Linked DNA regions of Homo sapiens: region 2 is linked to region 1. A link is an interaction called in ENCODE POLR2A ChIA-PET data of the cell type or tissue named here. Cell type or tissue: PC-3. All regions are shown on one strand. Region 1 overlaps MTHFD2L (methylenetetrahydrofolate dehydrogenase (NADP+ dependent) 2 like). Region 2 holds the start of CXCL5 (C-X-C motif chemokine ligand 5).

The links. Peaks named below come from ENCODE experiments on the same cell type or tissue, not always from the same donor. Only the 100,000 strongest peaks of a DNase experiment are listed, where the experiment ranks them.
Region 2: POLR2A ChIA-PET joins it to region 1 with 10 read pairs; 3 of 35 experiments call an interaction of 5 or more read pairs at or near these places.

Annotation. Positions count from the first base shown.
Region 1 is chr4:74,195,143-74,200,142 of GRCh38, forward strand. It overlaps MTHFD2L (methylenetetrahydrofolate dehydrogenase (NADP+ dependent) 2 like), which reads left to right. Exons shown (of 8, transcript NM_001144978.3): 4 at 4,652-4,804. Among named protein-coding and RNA genes, the nearest start is that of MTHFD2L, 40 kb to the left of the region's middle. In PC-3, no CTCF peak of the experiment used is centred here; a DNase peak (open chromatin) is centred at 2,119; H3K27ac peaks cover 1,836 bases.
Region 2 is chr4:73,996,719-74,001,718 of GRCh38, forward strand. CXCL5 (C-X-C motif chemokine ligand 5) reads right to left here and starts at 1,959. Exons shown (of 4, transcript NM_002994.5): 1 at 1,755-1,959; 2 at 1,488-1,620; 3 at 1,294-1,377; 4 at 1-937. The coding sequence starts at 1,863. The coding sequence ends at 919. LOC124900715 (a long non-coding RNA gene) reads left to right here and starts at 1,510. Exons shown (of 2, transcript XR_007058140.1): 1 at 1,510-2,644. In PC-3, no CTCF peak of the experiment used is centred here; no DNase peak of the experiment used is centred here; H3K4me3 peaks cover 856 bases.

The DNA.
Region 1 (5,000 bases):
AAGGGGACCAGCTTGATGCTCACAGATTGAGAGAAGACGAGAGTAACCAGTGATGGGATTAGACACATAGCTATGGTTTTGGTGCAGTAAAAATCATGTAGAGCCTTGTTTGCAATTTTTAAGGTAATAACATTGCAGGGTTTTGAGAAAAGCAATGTGATCAAATATGTACTTCAAAGGTATAACTCTATTGCTGTTTTGTGAATAAATTGTATGGTTGCACATATAGAAGAAGGAAACTAATTAGGAGGCTGTTTCAAGAATTGACAGGAAGAATAATGTTCACTCAAAGTAGAGTAGTATCATGAACATGGTGAGACTGATAAAGTGCTAGATATATTATTATGAAGAAAGTCAACAGATTTTCCAATGGTTTGGATGTTAGGTGTGAGAGAAAGAGGGATATTTAAGATGACTCCAGGTTTTCTTGGCAAGTAGCACAGAAGGATGGGTTTCCCATTATGAACCCTGAAAATCTGAGACAAATGTCAGTTTATTTTGCCAAGGTTGAAGACATGCACCCATTAGACAGCCTCAGAGTCCTGAAAACATGTGCCCAAGGTAGTTGGGCCACAGCTTGGTTTTATACATTTTAGGGAGTCGTGAGACATCAATCAACATATGTAAGAAGTACACTGGTTCCATCCAGAAAGGCGGGGACAACTTGAAGCAGGGGAGGAGTCTTCCAGGTCACAGGTAGGTGAGAGACAAATGGTTGTATTCTTTTGAGTTTCTGATAAGCCTTTCCAAAAGAGGCAATCAGAACATTCCTCTATCTCAGTGAGCAGAAGGATGACTTTGAATAGAATGGGAGGCAGATTTGCTCTGAGCAGTTCCCAGCTTGAATTTTCCCTTTAGCTTAGTGATTTTGGGGGCCCAAGATTTTTTTTTTCACACCATCAACTGAGATGGAGTAGTTATAAGTGAATCAGTTTAAGACAGACTGTGTCCTAAAAGGCTCACATTCATAAATGATAGAGATAATTAAACAACTAATATCATTAACTGAACTAGTGTGCTAAGTATTTTTTATAGCAGTTCCATGGGAAAGCAGAGGAAAAAAATATTGTTTCAATTTGTGATCATTTCAACAGGGGGCAATTGATCAATGCATTGAAGAATGAATAGGATGTGAAAAAAACTGAGAAGAAAGGATTAGTAGTGAAAAAAATCATCATGAGCAATAGCAATGCAGAAGTTAATGCTAAGGGCTTGGGGAAAGGACATGGTTTGGTGTGACTAGAGTGGAGGGCATGTGATGATGATGGTTGGTAAAGGTATGGAACACACAGAGAAGAGACTATAGGAAAAATAAGCTAAAGGACACAATGTTTACTATACGGATGAGCTTGCACTTATCCAACAGATGTGGGGGAAGTGGAAGGTGGCATTTTTAAACAGTAATGTTGTAAAAATCTATAGGTGGAAAATAAGCCAGTAATTTGTTTGTTCCTTTTTTTTTCTGTTCATTGTCCAAAGACAATTAAGCATATTATAAATACATCGCAAAAATATGTATTCAGTGGCCAGGCTCAGTGGCTCATGCCTGTAATCCCAGCACTTTGGGAGGCCGAGGTGGTGGATCACGAGGTCAGGAGTTTGAGACCAGCCTGGCCAATATGGTGAAACCCCATCTGTACTAAAAATACAAAAATTAACCAGGCATGGTGGCACATGCCTATAGTCCCAGCTACTGGGGAGGCTGAGGCAGAAGAATCTACTGAACCCAGGAGGCGGAGGTTGCAGTGACCTGAGATCATACCACTGCACTCCAGCCTGGGGAACAGAATGAGACTCTGTCTCAAAAAAAAAAAAAAAAAACCCATACAAAACATATATTCATTCAATATAGTAAATCTACAGTGTCCTAAAGGCATTATCTGAGCTGTTTTATTACAGTGGTTCAGATTTTGATTTGATGACTTCTGTTTTTCCTAGCATGATTTAATGACTTCTCATAACTTTAAATAGAAGGGGGGAAAACACAAAGTGAATAAAACCAGTTTTATCATTCATTTGGGTAAGATATTAAATGGTTGGTTGTTTACCAATGTATCCTGTGAATCAAACATGTTGTATAACTGCTGTGAGAAAATTGATGCTATTAAGTCTCACGATTGTTTTTTCTGTTCAAGTTATGTGCCCCAAGGGTGAGATTTTGGGAGACTTTTAGTAGCAGTCAGTCACAAACAGGAAATGTATTTATTTCTCTTACTCATATAACAAAAGGAAGTAGGATTACCTGTAATCCTAAATGTAAAATGTTTGATGCTTTTTTGCATGTGCTTAGACAAGTATTACTTAATCTAGGAATAGTGTTATATTTGGAGCCCTAGGAGAAACAATACATTTCTTGGGATATTTTAGAGTTATCAAATGTCTTATTAGGAGTTGGGAGGGAGGCCTCTGTGATTTTAATTTTTAATGGTATTTAAAATGATTAATATTTATTATGACTTCTGTATGATACAAAAGGAAAAACTGATCTTAGAACAAAAAGATATGGATTTAAATTCTGGATTCTTAGTAGTGATTTGAGATTGACTCTAACTCCTTGAACTTGTCTTTAAAATGGGCATGATCATACCTTTCCTACTTTTATCCCCAGTAACTATGAAGATTAAAAGGAAATTGATGTAAAGGTAATATAATCATTGTAAAGCACTTTTTAAATGTAGATAGAGTAGTTCACATTATTGCTATATACTGTATACTACATAGTAATAGGTAGATCTCTCCTGGAAAAAGATATATGTTAGATTTAATACACTGCTGAGATAGCAGAGTTACATAAAAATGATAAATGAATTGGTTTTCTGGATTTTTATGATCTTCACTTTTTTCATCTACTCATATGGAGCTCTTTTCCTTTTAGATTCAGGTTTTATGAATCTGCTATACATTTTGTATGTCCATTCATCTGTCTTTTAAACTAGTAATACTTAAATATTTAAGACAAACCAAAATGGTGATCTGAATTATGATCTGAGTTGAAGTTGGCATATGCAAGAGGACAGATCTGTAACCACCAGTCTCTAGTTCTGGCTTCCAGATTTTCAGATGCTTACATTTCTTCTCAAGTATTTCAGCTGGTGTGTGAACTGAAATATTTGTTACAGCTTTAATGTTATTTTCAGTGAATGGGAGCGCAAAAAATGGTAGATGGCAACATACAGTGTAATTGAGGCTTATTGTTTGGAGAATGGTTCTTAAAATCTACAAAGAGTCCTTGTTGAGTTCTTTTTAATCAGTAGCCCAGCCCATGCATATATTAGCCAGTTTTGAACTTAGAAATAAACTAATTTGAGTCCTAGCTAAAAATAGATACTCCAAATATAGTTGTTTTTCTTTTCATCTATAAAGCTTTTCATTTCATTGTAAAAAATATCCATGTCATGAAGCTTCCGCGTGAGTGGTAGGTGATTTAAAAATGACTTATCATCATCATCACCTAGATTTTTTTTAAAAAAGAACCAGTATTTTTACCCTCATGTAATAAGTTAAATATGTATTCTTTTAAAAGTTTGACTAGAATCTATATGATGATCTCCAAGCTATAGAGAAAATAGATGGAGGCCCTGCTAAAACATTCTAGACTGAATGCAGTTATTAAAAGTGAAAAACTATTGAATGGAGAGACTTTCCAAAGACTCAGTTTCTATTTGAATATGATTCAGATGAATACTTTTATATATTTCAAGGACTTTTGTAATCTAATTATGGTTAATTAGCTTGACTTAAGGTAGCAGTAGCACACTTTTAGAATACAAAAGATATAAAACCCAAGGCATAGCTTTCTGAAAAGTTTGAACTTGGACTTTTATAATGTTTTAAAGAATTATGTCTAAATCGCATTATATAATGGCCGAATAAACTTTTACATAGAAAATATACTTTTAGTATATTAGGCATATGGGTTAATTGTTAGGTTAGTGATAATTTAAACTACTCTGCATAGAGTAATAGGAGCCTATTTTATATTTCTATACTTACTTTTAAAAAATGAGATGATTGGCATCCCATATTTCATTTGATTACTTTATTACTCAGGTTGTGTTCTTTTTCTTCCATATAGCAAATCATAGTAATATTTTTTATTTCACTGTGACAATGCTTTAGAGAAAAGATGTGTGTGTGTGCGTGTGTGTTTTATATTAGATTTTTTGTTATGTCATTTAAGAGGAAGCTAAGAACTCATGATGTTATGACTATTCTTAACACTAACAAACCCCTTTTAATCTCCAATATTCGAAGTATTTAATAGAAGCCTATTAGGAGAACTGTCTTGTGTCATAGAAATGTGGATTCAAACCCTGTAAATATACAAACTTACTGAAACAAAGACATGACACCTGGCTATTACCAGATCTCATTGGTATTGTTTAATTCACAATTTTTTTTCTTTCACCGGTCCAGCCACTTTTGGCTCTGGAATAGCATATACTCCAACTGCAGTTCATTACAGCCATCAGTCAAGAGCACTTTGGCTTACTATTTTGGTGGCAAATAATAATAATAATAATAATAATGACTTTACACCTTTTTTAGAGCCGAATTATAAGTGATGTGGCTTTAGATTCTCAGATTTCATTTTTCAGGCTACCAAATAAATAACAATTTTAAAATTAGACAAATTTTATTTATTTTTCAGACCACGTTGATGAGCGAACAATATGCAATGGAATTGCCCCAGAAAAAGATGTAGATGGATTTCATATTATCAATATTGGAAGATTGTGCCTTGATCAGCATTCTCTCATACCTGCCACTGCCAGTGCTGTTTGGGAAATAATAAAAAGAACAGGTTGGTAATTTGTGGTCTGCAGGACATGGATGCTAGGTGCTGAGCTGAGCCTTTGTGCACTGAGACTTGATGGGACTACCTCAGTCCTATAGAGTGACAGAAAATCATAATCCATAAAACGTCAGTGTACAGAGAGATATAAAATTGTAGAAGTCAAAACATAATACAATCCTGGCTAACACAGTAAAACCCTGTC
Region 2 (5,000 bases), 200 kb before region 1:
ATACGTTTCCAAAACTTTCAGAGTACAAGTCATTGTTAAGTTTGCCTTTACTTTAAAAACTAAAAGAATACATTTCTATATAAACTAGCAGTCAGGAATTTGCCTGTTTTCTAGCTTCTTCATCTATCTAAAATATATATTTAGCTACCAGAATTATGGTACTCCTAATAAAATACTTAATAAATAGCATATAAAATCAAAGTTTAAAAGTAAATGATGGCAGTTTGCCATACTAAAAAGATAAAGAATGTCTAAAATTATAGGAAGATAAGATATTAGCCCTCATAGAACTTAAACTTTTAGAAATTCTGAATAAGGAAATATATTCTACATAGATAAGGTGTGAAACACTCAGCTTTCTAAAGTGAAATAATTAAATAGTATCCCACAATCAAGAGTAAGGAAATTCTCTAACATATTCCCCAAGAAACATTAAAATATTTCCTATTTCTTATAAAAGTGAAGATAACAGTGTATTTCCATCAACAGAATTCTTATGAAACATCATTTCCACATTAAATCCACAGCCTTCTCAGTTAATATCTTAAGGAATATTTCTTGGAAATATAATAGTCACCTACAATTCAAGACACTTTGAAAGATTAACAGCCAGTGATTCCTGGCTCACACTATAGTCAATTGCCAAAACTTCAATAGCATAGCAGATAAAATAACAGCAAATAGCAGAGGTACTATGCTAAACACTTCATTAGCTGAGCTGAAAGCTTAAGCGGCAAACATAGGTTTTCCTCACACTCTTCAAAGTGAGGAATCCAGGAAGAAAGCTAACTACTGGAAAAACAAATAAACAAACAACAACAAAATCTTTCCTTCTTGTCTTCCCTGGGTTCAGAGACCTCCAGAAAACTTCTCTGCTGAAGACTGGGAAACTTTTCCATGCGTGCTCATTTCTCTTAATCAGTTTTCCTTGTTTCCACTGTTGAGAAAAATGTTATATTAGTTTAACCATTTTTCACACTCCTTTCTACTCCACCCTTGTCAAAACTCAGCGTTTATGATGTTTGGTAAAAAAGGAGAATACAAAAATCAATAAAAGCAATGGGTAAACAAAAAACATAACTTAGTGACAAGCTGTGTGTAATTGCTCAAGTAATTACATGTAAGATTGGTATATTTTCCCAGGACAATCCAGAAAAACTTTCCCAATTCAACAACCTTTTAATTCTAAACATGAAAAGTGTTACTTAAATCGTACAGAGAATAAAGACCTTGTGAAGTCTATGGTCTCCCTAGATCAGATTTAGAAACCACAAAGATCAAAGTGACAAGTACCCGTCCAAAATTTTCTGGATGACTTTCTTTAGAAAAGGGGCTTCTGGATCAAGACAAATTTCCTTCCCGTTCTTCAGGGAGGCTCTGAAGGAAAGAAAAAGAAGATACACTCATGAGATACCAAGGTTGAAGACCCAGGCTGCGGGATTTCTCTCTTGCCAAGGTCACAGCGGACACAGCAGCACAGAACTTACACCACTTCCACCTTGGAGCACTGTGGGCCTATGGCGAACACTTGCAGATTACTGATCATTTTGGGATGAACTCCTTGCGTGGTCTGTAAACAAACGCAACGCAGCTCTCTCAACACAGCAGCGGCAGGACCAGCTGGGGAAGAAAGAGAGACACCCTTTATAGGGCAGGTTGCTGGGAGAGTTCCCTGGAACGCAGCGACCCCGCAGAGGCTGGGATGCACCTCTGTGCCCGAGTGCGAGTGCGTCCCGCGCGCCATGCGCTCTCACCGCTGGCGATGGGCCCTGGCTGCGTCAGCAGCAGCAGCAGCACCAACAGCGCGCACAAGGAGCTCGAAGGACCGGGGACACGGGCCGCGCGGCTGGACAGGAGGCTCATAGTGGTCAAGAGAGCGCTGCGAGCGGTCGCGGGTTCCTGAACTGGGTGGAGGAGCGGAGATTGGAGGAGCGAAGATTGGAGGATCCGGAGCACTGTGGCTTCCTCGTGCCTTCTGCACTCCTTTTATCTACACTCATCTCTCCCCACTGACAGGAAACTCAAGCTTTGGGATGCTGGGGAAATTCCCTGAACTCATGGGGCAGTGTGGAAAGAAGAGGTTGGGGGAGGGGGGCCAGACAATGGGAACTGGTGGGGAGGGTGGCCAGGAGGAGCTGCGTGCACCTCTACCGAGAGGGACGTTGTAACCCTGCTCCGCGGTGGAGGGAGCTGTGGCTCCAGCTAGAAGGGAGTAGCTATTCAGCAGGATTCAGCAGGGCCTCATGGCCTGTGCCAGAGCGGGCTAGGGATGCCGGCTTTTCTGAGGCACGCAGCCCTCTGGGAGATGCTCCTCCTCTCCTTCTAGAGAGAAAAGGTGGAACCAAAGTAACAGGAGCCTTGATTTGAGAAAAATTTCTGAAAGTCAATCCTTTCTAATTATTATTACTATTAATCAGGAAATGTTATTCATGTTTGAATTGCTATAAACTGAAAGTCCTTCCTGTCTTCCTTGCAGGCAGGTCATTCTAGGTTTCTTGAATGACTTTATGAATCTCTGGACTTCAACCAGCTTTGGAAGCCAAGATAACATGATAACAAGAGACCCTTGTCTCTTGCCACTTGAAGTCAGTGGCCTGAAAGGACCACTGAATTTTGTTAACTCCCCTACAGATCACCTACTTTGGTAAGTCCGCTTACTGAGAATTCTGTACTTGTAGTATATAGCAAGTATACGTGTGTCCAGGTAGTTAAACAAAAATCTTCCAAAATCACCCAGCAAATTGCCATGGAAGATACCTTGCTATTGGCAGTTGCTATGCTATTGAATTGGAAGAGGTTTTGGTCTTGTTGGGGGTGAGGTGTAGTATGGTGAGCGCAGGCTAAAGCTTGCCAGGGATCCCAGGCCTGCCCCAGCTCTGTTCCCAGCCCCAGATATGTATTTGACACCATTTGGAGATGCTGTGGGAGGCTGATGAGTTTGAAGGGCTCATGTGAAAGCTTCTTGTAGGGGTTTGTATCAATTTGGCAGCACAACAGCACCCAGTCTGTTTTCCCTCAAACAACTTCACGGAGGGAGGAATGCTCCCCACAGGTTTCTGGAACCATCGAGTTTCATGATTACTGGTGACCAACGCTGTTTCCACAGGCCTACTCTAGTCCCCAGTGAGCCCTGCACTGCTGCCTGAAATTGAAGGGTGAAGTAGTTTCCAGCTTCCTCTCCCTCTCTCCTTCTGTTATCTGTGGAGGAGTTAAAGCACTGAAGGTTTAAGGGTTTTCCACTGTCTTGCTCCATGGCAGGAATGGGTTATTGTATTGGAATGACACATAGGCTTTCTTTCATGGAAATCTAACTAGATCCTCTTCTGGCTGGTTCTGAAGACCCTTGCCCTCACAGCAGACCAGCAAAGGTAATCAGTAAACATGATGGCAATGAGAAACCAGTCATGAAACACAACTCTTTTCCTTGTCTCCTATGATACTGGGAATTTTATTAACTCCCCCATCCATCACCTCCATTGGTGAGCAAGAAAGAGATGTCATAGACCTTAACAACTTTTATTTTGGAAGGAAACTTCAGAAATTCACTGGCTGAGTAAGGTTTGGTGGTATGGGCCTTACTCTGTGGGAAACTAAATGAGAAGTCTTCACAGCTTCTTGACATCACCAGCATCATACCTGACTCAGAAAATGTAATTCTTCATCTTTCTGGGGAGTGGTAATCTGTAGAAAACAGCCTGCAGATTTAGTATGTTGACGTTTTAGAGATTAGAGTGTATCGAAAGACAAAAGTTAAGCCTAGGTGAAGTGATAACACTTCAAAAAATCTTGGGCAATTAAATTCAACGTAACCACAGGGAGTAAACCATAGGATAAGACTTTGTTCTTTTAAAAGAAGTTTAATTACATAGGTTATTGACTTTTAAACTGTGTGTGTGTGTGTGTGTTTACGTTAGTTCTAAATAAGCTATTTTAAACATAAGTGAACACACGAATTTGTTTTTGGCGCCAAATGGTGAAATCTGAGATGGATCATGAGAAAAGATTGCCAGTTCCTCCTGACGGTCTTATAAATGTATATATCTCACCTGGTTTGCACTCTGAATCAATTCACTGTAGCTTGTTTATGGAATGCAAGAAGAAAAAAAACACTTCTTTAGCTGACAAGCACATGATAGAAAGTCCCCACTAGAAATGGGCTGTTGGGTTGCCCAACCTAATCAGGAAGCAATATGTCACTTAAACTGGCTTCCCATGGAAATCACTCTGGCCCACTGCCCATGTCTGGTTCCTATATAGGCATCTTGGATGTTGGCTTTGTACAAACGTGGATGGTCCAAAAGTCCTCTAAGGTTGAGTATGACAGCACCAAGAACCACTGAAGACACAGCACTTTAACAGTAGTTGCTTCTTTATCATCAGTTTAAACAAAAGCCATTTGTCTTACCTGCACTGTATCCAGGTGGTAGAGAAAAACTCTGTTATTTTTGTTCCCAACTAAAATAGAATAATTCATCCAATGGTATCAGCATCCTGACAGCCTGAAGGCTTAACTGTCTGTCTAAAGCAATCCTATTTTAGTCATTATACCACAGTATAATGTAATATAAACTAATACAGTATAAATGATTTTTGCCTTCCAAAACACTTAATGTTCATTATTTCTTGAGCCTCACATTGATTCTTGGATAAGAGAAATTTTCTCCCCCATTTTGCAGCTAGGCAAAGTAAGTAGAGCATGAGTTAAGTAGTAGAAAATCCAGCACTGGCAGTCAAGCACCAGAGAATCTGCCCCAGTAATTTTTAATGGTTTCCAGATTACAAACCACTTTCTTCACAATTGCTGGCAAACACCCCCTAGCAGCTCTCCCCAATCTGGCTAACCACTTTATTGTGTTTCCCAACAACCATATTTTAAGCTATTGATATCCTCAGTCCTTCCACTCTTGCCTTTGAGATTGCAGTAATATCAAGGGTCCTAGAGGCTTCCAAGGTATTCCACCTGAAACTGTCCTCTGCTTTCTATTTATTTTTTTATTTTA